2 separate regions of the Homo sapiens genome follow, and region 1 is linked to region 2. A link is a contact called in ENCODE Hi-C or POLR2A ChIA-PET data. All regions are on one chromosome and are shown on one strand. The core of a region is the stretch at or near the end of the contact, and the rest is flanking DNA. Distances in the headings are between cores, read along the strand shown. Region 1 overlaps WDFY2 (WD repeat and FYVE domain containing 2). Region 2 has its middle 36 kb from the start of C13orf42.

Evidence for each region. A loop is a pair of places that touch in the nucleus more often than their neighbours do. ChIA-PET counts read pairs that join two places held with the same protein, here RNA polymerase II (POLR2A).
Region 1: a map of Panc1 shows a loop between it and region 2 (5-fold over the local background). The contact joins two enhancer-like sites. A Hi-C loop is called at or near these places in 1 of 168 maps with a recorded cell type or tissue (Panc1). POLR2A ChIA-PET finds 5 or more read pairs at or near these places in 2 of 52 experiments (Caco-2 and activated naive CD4-positive, alpha-beta T cell).

Annotation. Positions count from the first base shown.
Region 1 is chr13:51,760,399-51,768,166 of GRCh38, forward strand. WDFY2 (WD repeat and FYVE domain containing 2) reads left to right here. Exons shown (of 12, transcript NM_052950.4): 12 at 1-7,311. It overlaps DHRS12 (dehydrogenase/reductase 12), which reads right to left. Exons shown (of 9, transcript NM_001377533.1): 9 at 7,595-7,768. Among named protein-coding and RNA genes, the nearest start is that of DHRS12, 40 kb to the right of the region's middle. RefSeq lists an enhancer at 4,123-4,442. Within about 2 kb of position 4,198, at least 29 of the 41 ENCODE cell types and tissues checked have a DNase peak (open chromatin) inside an H3K27ac peak, as active enhancers do.
Region 2 is chr13:51,143,888-51,151,253 of GRCh38, forward strand. It overlaps a transcript of C13orf42 not described here. Among named protein-coding and RNA genes, the nearest start is that of C13orf42, 36 kb to the left of the region's middle. RefSeq lists an enhancer at 4,381-5,272. Within about 2 kb of position 4,969, at least 3 of the 41 ENCODE cell types and tissues checked have a DNase peak (open chromatin) inside an H3K27ac peak, as active enhancers do.

The sequences.
Region 1 (7,768 bases), core at 2,948-5,447, 620 kb after region 2:
TATGAAGTAGAAAAGACTGTGTTTCTGCCTCAGTTGCCTCTGTCTTTCCCACATTAAAAAAAAAAATGCTGTGAGAAAGCTGCTCCCAACCATGGTTATCACAGAAGTAGATTATTTTAACTCAGAGCTTCAACGATCAGTGCCTGGATCATTTAGAATTCAGTTGGAGCCTCCTGAGCCTCTTGTTTTAGCTTTTTTGACGCAGCTCTCCCTCACTCGTAACAATGAAAACAAATGACACACACACAAAATCCTACATCAGCGGCCCTCAACCTTGTTGGCAGCAGGGACCGGTTTCAAAATGAAACTGTTCCACCTCGGATCAGCAGGCATTAGCTTCTCATAAGGAGCACGCAACCTAAATCCCTCGCATGCGCAGTTCACAATAGAGTTTCTGCTCCTGTGAGAATCTGACGCCACCGCTGATCTGATGGGAGGCGGAGCCCAGGCAGTAACACTTGCTTGCCCACTGCTCACGTCTGATGGGTGCCCCCATTCCTCACAGGCTATGGACCAGTACCCATCTGCAGCCCAGGGTTGGGGACCCCCACCATACATGCTCTGAAAATAAGTGTCTTTAAGTTGTGTTTTTCTGTGTGACATCATCTCTGAACTTGAACATGTTCATTACGGCAAGATTGTAATCCTGCTGTATTCCTCGCCCTCTGTATTCTATCCCTTTAAAAACTAGATATTTAAACATTTTATCCTAATGTGTTTCATCAGAACACTTTGCACACTTTCTTACTAAAACGGTATGTGGGTGGTCCGAGACAGAATGGTACCTACAGTGCAGGCTATGTTTCTGTGGGAATGGAAAAGAGGACTTTAGAAAGTGAACCTGAAGAACTCTTATTTCTAAGGGAATCCAGTCAAGCTTGAGAAAATGAAATATTCTTGTGTGTAGTGATTCAGCTCAGGATATTGAAGTCCCTTTTAAAAATCTTATTTTCACCTGTAAAAATAGAATAAAAATTAATGGCAAGCCTGCGCCAGGTGCCTGCCCCTCCTAAGCACTTTACACGCACAGCTCATTCAACCTCACGTGTCGGGAGCATCAGGGAGCTCACCAGTCTCTTGAGGATCACAGGCCAATTGCTTGTCCTTCCCGACCCAAGCCCCACCCCACAGTGTCTTGCTCTCTTCTGATTTTACAGGTTTTTTGGCAGTAATACACATGGGAGTGAAATTGAAATCCTCCCTATTATTTTCCCTCTTTTCCTGGAAAGCCGTTTTTTGCCCTCACAATCATTCATTACTTCTCTAACTAGGGGGAAGTACTACAAGCTGTCCTCAGGTACTGCCCCTACGTGTGTTTCCCTGGGATGGGGCCTTGCTAGAGGTGATTCTGCTGCCCCAGCATTGGGAAGCAGGACCAGTGCATGTGCCCCATGCAGCCACGGTACATGGAAGCTGTCACTTGAGCCATCAGACCGGCTCAGCCCATGTGACCGGAGCTCTGAAGAGGCACACACGCATGCCCCGCACAGGCTGTTAGCACTTGTCGCCTCGCTGCCCTGGTCCAGACTACCCTTGCTTGCGTCAGTCAAAACTGTTGTAACTACTTTGAGTCTTTTCTGCATGATTGCTCTTTGAGAGAACTTTAACAAGGGAATTAAATTTAAAATATTCAAATATCTATTTTGTAGTTTATTACTAGAAGCTGCAGCCACTTACTAAGTTGTATGTAATATAGGACTGTGTGTTGGAAATGAGTAATAGAGCTGAATCACTCCATTTTCCCTTCCTAAACTTTGAGCTTGGCCTGCCGGCAGAGAGAGGAACACAGTATTAGGGCAGCAAAGGCCCAGGCGCCCAGCAAGCCTGTATGGGTTCTGAGATGGGTCTAGATGCGTTCAGACCTCATTCGGGAAGCAGAGTGTCCCCGTCAGATCACATATGTCCTCTACAGTCGCTCTGGCCTGTGACCTTGCACGCCACTCTACCTTCTCCCTCCCAGCCCACAGAGCCACTCAGAGGCTGAAGCCACTTCACAGCCCACTGGTGTTGAGAATCATCATCAGAAAACCAGATATGTCAAGGTATCCATTGCTCTTTCCTTTTCTCTCATCTGTGTGGGTGCTTGAATTTGGTGAAATGCGTTTAGCAAACCAACTGTGTGTTTGTAATACTGTGAATTCTTGCGTTTTGCATTAAGTGTCTCCCCCATTTTTGTAATTTGTAGAGAAATATGTGCTGGTGTTGGGTGTCTTCCAAGCATTTTATGGAAATGGAGGCTCCATTCCTTAGGAGTAAAAGCTGGCGCCAGCACTTGGCTCTTGTTCTGTCTAGGTGAACTCTCATAATTCTTGTTTTACCCTGTTGGATTTGCACTTTACATATATTTTTGCTCTATTACTTAAACATATAGCAGCTTTTACAAATAATGCCTAACATGCCTGCGCTGAGAAAGTGGCAGATCTACACATATCATACGCAGAGTTGTTCTCTACCTGATGGGGCAAAACCAACCACATGTTCTTGGTTCCTCCAAACGAATGACATTACTTGACATTACTGCCTGAGTGTATCTTCACAATAGCAAAATGGTTTGAGATTAAGCATTTGGAATCTTATGTCATTTTGTATGGGGTCAATCCACCATAACGTGTTTCTCATTTGGTTTTAATTATTTCCAGAAATCATAAAGTCACAAAACTGGAAGGGATCTTCAGAGATCTAGAGTGTTTCAAGCAGAAAACACATTAGTTATACAGGGCAGTTAGATATGGCTGAGATGTAAACAAGAGAATCTAAAAGAATGTTCAAGGAATAGCTGTTTTTGAACATTACTTAGTAATGGCATGAGTGGGAGGAGAGACTTTCAGCACCTTGAGACAGGGCGCTCTCTGGAACCAGCTTTGTTCCTCTTATCGAAAGCATATATGACAGTTTTTTTGGCTCCGGCCCTGTGGTGGGGGAGGTAATTATTGCCTTCATCCACATAAATTCCTTCCTATACATTCCCCTCAGACCACCCCAGAGGCAAAACTGAAATGGAAATCCAGTGGCACTTAAAATTCACCCTGCCCCGTTTGGCTGCGATTCCCAGGCTTACAGCACTGCCCTTATGGAATATCACATTTTCATTTTCTGAGATTCATTTTATAAAAGTAAAGGCCAGGTGCCATGGCTCACACCTATAATCTGAACACTTTGGGAGGACAAGGTGGGAGGATTGCTGAGCCCAGGAGTTCAAGACCAGCCTGGGCCACACAGCAAGATCCTGTCACTACCAAAAATTCAAAACTTAGTTGGGTGTGGTGGCACACACCTGTATTCCCAGCTACTCAGGAAGCTGAGGCGGGAGGATCACTCGAGCCCAGGAATTCAAGGATGCAGTGAGCTATGATTGCACTACTGCAGTCCAGCCTGGGCAGCAGAGCAAGGCCCTGAATAAATAAACAAAAGTATAATTTATTTTTGCCTGATATTAATCACTTCTTAAGGCCCAAATTTTTGTTTTTAAGCAAAAGGATAGCTCTAAGTGTGGGTTGCAGTTACTGGACATAAATATTCACTAAATGAGATTCCTTTGGTTATGGCTGTTCATAGAATTTTAATTCTATGTCAGTGTTCTTGTTCACTAAGATATTTCGAAGTGAGAGAAAGCATTTTACCAATACATTCTTATTTTTTCTCCTTTAAAATAATATTGAATTTTTCCTGGTACGAAGACAGATATTTATTAACTTGATTGGAAAACACAGAAATTAAGATCATGTTGAACACTGAGTTATCTAGATGATCCCTGAGATTTGAATGTTCATGTCAACCGTGTTGAGCGCTCACCAGCCACCAGGCTTTAGGCACTGGCAGTGCAAGGTGTCTGAGGCCCATTCTCAGGCTGGGCAGAGGTCACACAGTGAGTAAATGGGTCTTTTCAGTGCAATGTGGTTATGATAGAGGCATGCCAGGGTGCCACTAACCCAGCAGGTGTGGCAGGAGGGGCTTCACAGAGGAAAGGGACTTTGAGCTCAGTGTTAAAGGATGAGGAGTGAGTCATAAGGGGGAAAAATGGAAATGACTTTCCAGGCTTCAGAAACAGCATAAACAAACAAAGGCCTGAGAGCTGGAGTCAGTGTGGTGTGTCCAGGGATCACAAGTGGGCTGGAGCTGCCGGAGAACAGCCAAGTGGCTCAGCTGCCATCCCAGAATTGAGCTCGTCACTATCAGATGCTGCTGCTCCCTGGCCTCAGAGGAAAGCAGCACACAGCTCACCACGAGGGGTTTCCCCAGAGGCTCCTCCTGCAGCCAATGCTACTATTAGTTTATATTATAATAGTATCAGTTTCTTTTTCTTTGGAAATCCCTAGAACTGTTAACTGAAGGTGACTCAGGGTAACTAATTCTGGATCTTTGGGTGCACAGCCTCTCACTGGAGTCTGAGAGGAGGAGGTGGAGACTATCAGTGCACGGCCCGCAACCAGGAAGGACTCCCAGACTAACGCCAAAGGTGTGTTGGGCTCAGCTGCTCCACTGTGGAAAAGGAAAGCCCTGGCCCTGTGGCAGGAGAGGATTGTTCTAGTCAAGTGTGGCGTTGCACGGACAGGCGGTGCCGAGTGTTTGGGTGCAGACACAGGCAGCTGCTGCCCTCCACTTCCTGCTCTTGCAAGTCACAGATGATTCCAGTACAATGTGGGAGGTCCTCCTTACAGGGGCACTTGCAACAGGAAGGCAGAGAGTTTCGTCAATTCAGGTACAGGTCTGTCTGGGAGACCTGGCCCTGTGGAGGCAGGAACACCGTGCAGGGGCATGGCAGCGCCTGTCTTTGCTATCACATCATTTGCCTTTTCCTTGTAGGACCCAAAGATCTATGTCCAAAACTTAGTCCAGAAACATCTGCATTCCTGTTTAAACTTCAGCTCAGTTTCTTAACCAAGAACCACGTCAACCCTCCAGGGTTGTGGTTTGTATTTTTGCCTTTAAGCATTATCTCCTTTCCACCAAGAAGCCTACTTAGGTTTAACACATGAAAGCAGTGTCTAAAAATTAGATCGGTCCTAAATTGGAATGGGATGTCTTCCTTGCATGTCCCATACCAGGGAATTTTTTTAACACACAGTGTAGAGCCTTTGCCAGAGATGTTGAAAGGGAGATTAAAGGCTTGAGGGATGAATTTGATCATCATTCTTAAAGTCCCTTCCAATCCTGTGATTCTCTGATTCCCTGAGTCTCGTTTATTATTGGACATGCCTAGCCCATCACCAGTGACCTGCCCGCATATTGCTGGCTTCCCTTGGATAACGGAGAGCCTATCACCACATGCCTTTGTTGTCTTCCATCATATCAAGTGAGTTGCTTTCTGGACTTTTTCCATCTAGAGCCTGCTAGGTTTGGTTTTGAGAAAAGATGGTGAAGTTTCTTTTCATGAGTTTGTAGGGCAAAAAAAATTCTTTTTAAAGATGGTAAGGGTGGAAATTAATCATGGTACCATCTCATTAAAAATAGATACCTCAAAATGTTTACCTTTACAAGTCAAGAAGAGTATCTGACTTTCTTGGAAGTGTCAAGAATTGCAGGTTGGCTGAAAAGTTAGATTGAGAATCTGACCTTGTTACTTATGATTCTTTTTTCCCTTGGTTCTCGGGGATGCATGAGAAGGTGAGCTGTCACTCACAAAAAAAGGGAAAATGATTTGAAAAATGTTTCACATATACACTTTTTATCATTTTAGTGGATGGCAGCCTTACGTCAGTAGTATATGCCACTATGAAGTATGGCCAAAACCCTAGCGTCACTTGTAACCATTGTACTCTTATGGATTTGTGTCTTACACCATTTGCCTTGCTTTTTAAATGACTTTGTTTTTCAAGGTGCTGTCATTTTGCAAAAGGAAATCTTTATATGAAATGTACAAAAACCGTTACTAACTGGACAACAGGGAAGGTGCTGGCCCCACATTAGTGCCTGCCCACCGCTCTACTTCTAACCAGGGACACGGATCTTCCATTCTCTACATCCACCGGACTGCAGCCCAAGTCTGGACCTGGCTGCAGTGGGCATATTACCGTATGGATATCTTTTTCTTTCTTTTTTTAAAGTGAGGAGATTCTTCAGGGGGTCAGGCTGAGAATGTAATAAGCCTGACATTGGAACAGATTTCTCCCGTGTGGTCTAGCTGGACCCCTCCGGCATTTGCCACACTCCCTGCCAGTCCTGACATTGACTTCCTGAATGTGATTAGGTGGTAATGAGCAAGAATTTCCTAGGATATTGAAACATCTGTATCCAGGCCCCCAATCAAATGCTGCTGAATATTGTGAATGTTTTTACTCCGCTCACTTTCCCACTGTGCTTTCCTCTAACCAAAATATACGTGTAGCCATTACCAATGTACAACTCTCAATGCGGAGTTGCCGCCACGGTTTAAAATAAATCTCTGTGAAAACCTTTCTGCAGCTATGGTCCCATCACGGTTACATGTGGCCACGCACACACCGACAACCTTGCTGTGCTGTTTAGCCCTGTGGGTTCTGTCCAGTTGGTGGGAGGGGGAGGTTCCAGACCACTCCACCTGCTGTCTAGATGCCAGGGAGAGCTGCTGTTTGGAGGTGAAGATGAGCCCTGTTCACCACAGTCTAAGCACAGCACACGGGCTCAAGCCATGGAGCCCTTTTCCTTCATCATGTAAGTCAGCTTTTTCTTGTGCTTAGTAAACTTTTCCAGTGAGGAGAAATGACTTCGGGGCAAACACTGCCAGGGAAAGCCTCATTTAAAACTTGTGAGGTTCATTTTATGGAGAAGAAAAATAGGTGCAAAGGCACCAAGTGACCTGCATGCTATGGAATCACCGTTGAGGGGGTGGCTGGGTTGCCCCGTCCTGGTGCTGCCAGCACAGCGTCGCCCACACCCAGCATTGCTGAGGCCCATCATCCTCCTGCAGAAAAGGAGGCATGCAGTTAAATGGAGCTGGTGCTTGCTTGATAGCGCCTCCTTTTGTCAGAAAGACGCTGATGTTTCAGGCTGGCACACCCAGAAAAATCCCTTCCTTGTGGTCCTTGGCTGATGATGAGCCCTGGATCAGAGTGTCTCCAGGACCACTGAGAAGCTGCAGCCGTCTGGGTTTTCCTCTGCTATGGGGGATGAGTTACGTTTATTCCACCATGGACACCAAGAATGTATGTAGATGTATTCTAAATCTGCTCATTGGTTTTATTACAACTTTTCCTGGAGTCACTAAGAGGTAAAATGGTGTAAATTAGAGGTTTTATCAAAGTGTAGTACCAGAATGCCAGATGCATTACTGAAGCCACTCCTAATCTTAAGCAAATGTAAACTAGGCCTCATTAAATTGTTTGTGTAAATATGCATCGTCCCTTGGTTATGCTGTGCTTCTGGGACCATGCACAGTAAAGGCAGTGTCCAGCCCTCTCCTGGGGCGGGGGGGGGGGGGGGGTGCACAGCGCCAGCCTCTGACACTGGAGGAGCTGAGAAAGGGAGGGGAAGTGGAGTTCACAGGGGGGCATTCCTGCTGCCCCCACCCCTGCGTCCCCTAAGACTGAAATGATGGTTCATCTCAAACTTCGAATTCTTTAGAAAACCATTCTCGAATAAATGAGACTTAAAATAAGAAAAGAACCTGCTGCAGGAGTTCAAGGTGAGCCTGATCACAGCCTCGGTAGTATTTATTTTGAAATAAAAGTTCCCATCCCTTGTAGGCCTCGCTGTGAGGCACAACGTCTTCGAGGGGAAGTTGAAGTGGGGTCTTCTTATTCACTGGTCCCTAGACCGCACCTTCTGGTATCTTCTAAGGCAATTCTGGTAC
Region 2 (7,366 bases), core at 3,719-6,218:
TATAAATATATTATTGGTATGTGTTCCAAAATTATGGGAAACTCCTGTAATTCTGATATAACTTAGTGTACATTATCAGTAATAATCATAATTGTTATATTAAAATTGTGTGCCATGGAGGTAACTAATTTCCTTGTCAATTGTGTCTTTTAACTATGGCTCCCTTAAAACTTTTTTTTCATCAATGGACAATTGTTGTCTTGTTTTGGTCCTCTTTAGAAGGTGATTTTATAATCAACTATAAATCTCCAACAGGAGCTCTTGAATACAGGTTTCTGATAACTTTGGAGACTGTGACATCAGAACAGAGGAAAAACTTTCAGGACTCATGGAGAGCTAAAATGTTCATGAGTATCAAGCAGAATAGGAATTAACTGCATGGACTTAACCAATCTTTTTTACTTTTTGCTTAATATGTTTGCTGATCCTTTGTTTTGTTTTTCTGAGTCTTAAAACTTTCTTTTGAGCTATTGACAGCTTTTAACAATTTAGTGTACTCTTATGAACAAAATTTAGAGCATATTTGTTTCTCTCTACCTGATTTCTCCAGAATTGGAAACTACTTGTGAGTATTCTTAACTTATGGCAATACAATTATTTGCATAAGTGCAATAAGAATCTGTTTTCATTTGTAACAGGACCCAACTGGAGAAACTGGTTATTTTACCAAGGCTTTGACTGGAATGATGTGCTTTCCTTTAAGGAATCAAACTTGATTTATGGAGCCAATAAAGCCCTTGGAAAAACTGGCCTCATATTTTGTGTACACAGTCCCTATACAGGGTTTGTGACCTGTGGTAAGTAAAGAATGTCACTTTCTGACAGGTGTAGAAGCCCCAGATTTATCTTGGAACCTCAAAAGAAAAGGAAATTTCACCCAACTCATGGGTATTTGATGGCACAACCCAGGGCTGGGCCTGGCTTTAGAAAAGTCTTATCTGAGATTCCTCCTATGGAACAAAGTCCCATCAAAGCCAATTTAAAAGCCTATGTAAAAACTAATTATTCTTACTGCAATGTATACAAATAATTAGGCCAAGTATAATAAGCAAACCAGTCTTACCATGATTTGTCTTTAGTAAAATGGGAAACTGGAGAGAGAAAAAAATTGTTTCAAAATGATTGTACACCTGTTGCTAGATTCTAGTCTTGCCTAATGTTTTTTCCTATTTTTATTATTTTCTACAGTTTGGACCAAATTCTAATTTTTCTTGGCTACAAGTCTTCAAAATAATGTTTTCAATTTTTTTTCCTTCTCTTTTTCATTTTTCCTAATTTGGAATCACTGAAAACTAAGCTGTGCTTTTTTAAAACCCTGTGAACTGAAGCCAGAGAACTTAAGCTTCAGAAGAAAATAACAGTAACCTATTTACATACATAAGCCACTTTCATACCTGCCTATTAATATATGGACTTCAGAGTAATGTGGTCTATATCGATTTTTTTTTCCAGGATTGTTCTTTTGTTTCTGTTTTTTCTCCCTTTCTCTTCCTATTTTCTCTTCACAGGACATGAGACTTCATAACCTGCTAAAAATGAGATTTCCAGACCTACCCATCTAGAAATAAACCATCCTAGCTATGAGAGATCAGATGAAACCTGAGACCAGAGATTCATTTTCTTGTAAAATGCTTTCTCCAAAAGATTTTTTTAAAAAAGGGGGGAAATGTTAAAGGAGAATATCTTGGGCCCCCAAAATCACTAAAGAAAACTCAAGCTGGGAACTGCTTAGGGCAAACTTGCCTCCCATTCTATTCAAAGTCACTCCTCTGCTCACTGAGACAGGTGCGTATCTGATTGCCTCCTTTGGAAAGACTAATGAGAAACTCAAAAGAATATAACCATTTATGTATCACCCATCTGTGACCTGGAAGCTCCCTCTCTGCTTCCAGTCTTCCTGCCTTTGCTTCAAGTTATCCCACCTTTCCAGACCGAACCAATGTACTTCTAACATATATTGATTGACGTCTCATGTCTCCTTCAATGCATAAAACCAAGTTGTGCTCTGACCACCTTGGGCACATGTCTCAGGACTTCCTGAGGCTGTGTCACGAGCAAGTTCTCAACCTTGGCAAAATAAACTTTCTAAATTAACTGAGACCTGTCTCAACTTTTCGGGGTTCATAGAAGACAAGACAAATAAGTTCTAGAGCAATGCTGTGCAATATTGTGCCTGTAGATAATACTGTGTTGTACATTTAAACATTATTGAAAGGGTAAATCTCATGTTAAATGTTCTTACCTAAATAAAACTTTAAAATTTGTTTAAATAAAAAATAATATAAATATATAAAAGGCACCCAAAATTAACCTATTTTGGAACACCCCCAAGCTTTGATACCCAAAGCCTCTGATAAATGGACATCTGAGATCCCTGCCTCAATCAGAGATAACACAGGAAACTCACTTTTGTATTGACGGATTCCTTACCCCTTTCTTCATCTGTCAGCTACGGTCCATGTGGAACAAAACAAGCCTGTTGTGTCCCCTGAAATGCAAATAAAATCTCTTCTTGCTGTGAACCTCGAATATCCGAGACAGCTGTCAATCAGTTTAAGAAGTTTATTTTGCCAAAGTTAAGGACGCACGCCCATGACACAGCCTCAGGAGGTCCTGATAACATGTGCCCAAGGTGGTCTGAGCACAACTTGGTTTTATACATTTTAGGGAGACATGAGACATCAATCAATATATGTAAGATGAGCATTGGTTTGATCTGGAAAGGCAGAACAACTTGAAGCAAAGGACTCACAGTGGGGAGGGGGCTTCCAGGTCTTTGGTAGATAAGAGACAAATGGTTGCATTCTTTTCAGTTTCTGATTAGCTCTTCCAAAGGAGGCAATCAAATACACATTTATCTCAGTGAGCAGAGGGATAACTTTGAATAGAATGGGAGGTGGGTTTGCCCTAAGCAGTTCCCAGCTTGACTTTTCCCTTTAGCTTAGTGATTTGGGAAACCTGAGACTTATTTTCCTTTCACATTGCCCAGAGCTCTGGGTTTCTCTATCTCAGTGTCTGTCTGGCCTGCACCCATCACCAAACCAGGTTCCTCAACCTGCAGTGGCCCGCTTTGATCCCCTGGTCAGTGTCAAAGCTCACAGTACTTCCCTAGGCTTCTATCAACCTCAGGATTGCCTACCCTTGCTGGAAGCAGTAAAACAGCTGCAGCTGCAAAAGGTGGGGGCAGGCCAGGGGAGAGGTGGCATCCCAGGGAAGTCCCAGGTACTGACCATGTGTCCCCCTCCCAGGTACTCTGCTGGGGTGTGGATGCTGCACCATTTCCTGTTCTGCATCTGCATAGCATCTACACATTGCTCTCAGACCTTGGACTAGGTGTGGTGGGGACCCCCTTTCTTATCTCCTACACAGGAGAACAGTCTCTGTGAGAGTCAGTCCTGCTATAGGACAAATCCCGCTTTGGTGCCTGTGGCCTAGCTCCCTCCGTGCCTGTGAGAGAAGGGGCAGGGGCCTGGGTCCCAGTCATGGCTCTGCTGACCATGGGACAGTGGCTGCTGTGATCCTCCAGGGCTCTGTGGACTCATTTTAAACGCAAGGGGTGAGGCCAGGTATGGTGGCTCATGCCTGTAATCCCAGTACTTTGGGAGGCCGAGGTGGGTGGATCACCTGAGGTCAGGAGTTCGAGACGAGCCTGGCCAACATAGTGGAACCCCATCTCTACAAAAACACAAAAATTAGCCGGGCATGATGGCGGGTGCCTGTAATCCCAGCTACTCGGGAGGCTGAGGCTGGAGAATCGCTTGAACCCGGGAGGCAGAGGTTGCAGTGAGCTGATATCGCACCATTGCACTCCAGCCTGGGCAACAGAGCAAGACTGTGTCTCAAAAAAAAACAACGAAGGGGTGGATTTGGTCCAGGTCTTCAACCCTAGTTGCACATTAGAATCAATCACCTGAGAGATGTTTAAAAATACCCATGCCTGATCCTCCTCACAGACCAATTAAATCAGAACCTCCAGCAGGGAGGAACGGGTCTGTGGCTAATAAAACGGCTCAGTTGATTCTCACATATGGAGAGGGCTTGAGAAGCCCCGGATTAGGGGATCTGCAAGGGCCTCCTATGTCTGACGTTTGCCACTCTGTATATGACAGAATCATAGGGTCCCTGGGCTCTGGGTGCTGGTGGACCCTCCCCCAACACATGGAACCAAGCAAATGGAAATGAAACAGCACTGGATGACGCTTTGCATCTGCATAGCACTTTGACCCATGTGATTTCCGTAAAATCCCATGGCAAATTGGACCCCTATGATTACTTCTAGTGGAGAGGAAGGAAAAGAAACAAGGGCCAGCCAGGGAGAGGTCTCCCCAGGCCTTGCCAGCAGCCTGCCTCCCAGTCCTTGGGCTCAGCCAAGCCTCTTCATCTCTTTACAGAGACAAGGGAGCGCCTGCCCTGTGCCAGGCACTGCAGCAGGAAGGACTACGTCAGCAACATAGCACACACGCACGGCCCCTGCCCTCAGCAGGGGAGGAGAGCGACGCACAGGAAAACATCTTAAATGGTGTGATAGGCATCATGAAGGACGCCCACAGGGTGCCATGCAGAGAACAATGGTGGTGGCAGGAAGCCCCACAGGGAGGTGACATTTCAGTGAAGAGCTGTAAGGTAAAAGCCGGCAGCCCCCTGCAGAGCCAGGAGGCTCACGAAGGAAGAGCACAGCTCATGCAATCCCCTGAGGTCCCCCTGGAGGGGGGTCCAATGACACCTGGGGATGAGAAGGAAAGTCATCCTTTCCCTCCACCACATGGTGGGGCTTCTGGCTTATGGACAGGAACCCACTCCCACTGGGCAGCGACGTGCCTTAGGAAAAGGAAGAACAAACCCCCTAACTGGCTGAGGGCCCAAATGCCCCGCTGGCCTCAGGAGCCAGGGCTCTTTGAGGGTACCCTCCGCCGCCAGGCCCCAGCTGGGCCCGTATTGACCGTTTGGGCTTGCTGCTGCCTCCACGCCCTGGCTGCCCACCTCAAAGGCTCCCAGGACTCCACGGCTCAGGCTCCCTCTTGCAGGCAGCTGCTCCTTCCTGGGGCCAGGCTTCCCTTTACTCTGCAGAGGGGAATGGGTGCTGTTTTCCTTCCCCTCACAAAGCATCTTTCTGACTGCCCACCTCCTGCCCCACACAGTTTGAAAGGCTGATAGTTTCGAGATTCTGAATGAGGCTTCTGCAGAGGCCTTCTTGTGCTCCACAAGAAGGGCTGGGCAAGAATTTCAACCACGCTGCTAATTTCAGTCCGTCACTGCGGTGGCAGCTTCATATTTTCCCACTAGATGGGGTTCTTGATCTCTGCAGCTAAAGATCAGCTAGCTAGAGAGAATTCCAAATCATTTAATTTGGCTCTGAAGGCTGCTTAGAAATTTTATTCAAAGCAGAGGGAAATCTTTTATAGGAAGTGGCCAAAGGCTGAAATTGAAAAAAAAAAAAAAAAAACCCTAAAAATCTGGTTTCTGTATCTTCCTTAATTAGCAAAGGTGATAAAGGGTAATAAGTGAAAATGTTTGCAAAGGAAACCTAGCAAATCTGAAATACAGATGCAAATGGAGTGAGCTAGAAATGATTTCTCTAAAGAGCCATTTTGAACAATGCTGTAACTGCTTCTTCCCTTTGAGACAGCCAGAAGCATTGACCCTGGACATTCAAGCTGAAAAAAATATCCTTTGGTCTGGTCATTATCACCATTCTGCTTGATCAATGGTAGCCTGGTTCTCATTGATCCACTCCAGCCCCCAGACACACAAGAGAGGTAGCACAAGGTAGACGCATAGTGAAGCCACTATGAGCCAAAGGCAATTATGTTTTTCCAGTGCAAACTCATTTTGCTCAGTTCGGGAAACAGTTATATCTTTGAAGTCATTTAGCATGAATATTTCTCTTCATCATCAATAATAAGCACCTCTCTTGTCCCTTCCTCTGTAGGAAGGCTTTCTCTGACGTTTTTAGGCAGAGTTGAGATGGTGCCAGAAACAGCAAGAACAAAAAGATACTAACACTAACCCTGTCTTCAAGAGTCTATATCTTAGCCCAAGAAATAGCACTCTTCCCAGAAAACAGTAGAAGATACACATTATTTACATCATCTTAGAACTTTGCATGGATAAATGAAATATTTGACGAATAAACTCAGACCTTTGTATTTAGAAGTTAGAATTTTCCGTAGATATAAAACCAGTTTTAAAGAAGCTTCCCTTTTGAAGTGCCATAACAGAATTGCACAAGAATTATGGACAAAATTATGTAGACAAAAACACATGATCAGCTTTTACTGCTGACATTTTCATTTACTGTGGTGTCGTTTGTGGGACCCCCACATTTCTCCAGAATTGGGGATATTTTTTAACAGGCAGCCCTTGGTCACTTGGTCACAGTGAAAACAAACATCTTTGAGCACTTGGTCATTGTATGTCACAATTTTCAAATTTACAGCCACCAGCGTATCCTACTGGGGCGACTGGGGGAATCAATACTGGGCTTTATTCTTATTATATACTTGGAACAGGTTCAATGTAGTCCCTTAGGAAGTAATATTAGAACTTCAATCACACGGGAAGGGAGGCTTTAAGAAAGTTGCTTCTGTTAACACACTCCTCCGTCCTGGTCACAACCAAAACATATATATTCAGCCCAAATTTGGCATAAATTCTGCGTAAATTATATATACTTTCAGCAGTTCTACAAACATTTTTCAAGAAGACTGGCTGTATAACAGAACCTCTTTCTTTCCAGAAAGCAGCTTTGGCCATCCTAAAAAATGCAGTGGACTAATCCAGATGAGCCCATCAATTTGCCTAGGGGTCACTGCTTGTGCCACCAGAAAGATACTCGCAGAGAGACCCTCAACAACTGGGGCTATGTTGTTCCATCCCAGAATGAAAACTAAAACTAGAGCTGCATTAGCACTTGCTGAGGTAAACTGAATTCCTTGGTTCTATGCAGATCTTGCCTGTGTATGGATGACTAGAATCAAAAGGCTACCAATGTCTTCTGAGATGCCAGAAGTCAGAAATAATCCCAGCTAAATGAAAAATACCAGAAATGCTACCAAAAAAATTGGCCACAGCAAGTACAGAGCTGTAGAATCTTCAACTCTTCAGAACCCCCCTGGCCTGAGCTGTGTGCATAAGGCCAATCACAGGCACAAATTCACTCTATAGACACTAGTCAAACATTGTAGTAGACAGAATAACAGCCCCTAAAGACGTCCACACATGAATCCCTGCAACCTGTGAATATGTCACACCACATGGTAATGTTACATATGCGAATATGTTACACCACATGGTAAAGGGAATTAAGGCTGCTAATCAGGTTAAGATGGGGGGATTTTCCAGATTATCTTTCTTAAAAATGGAAGAG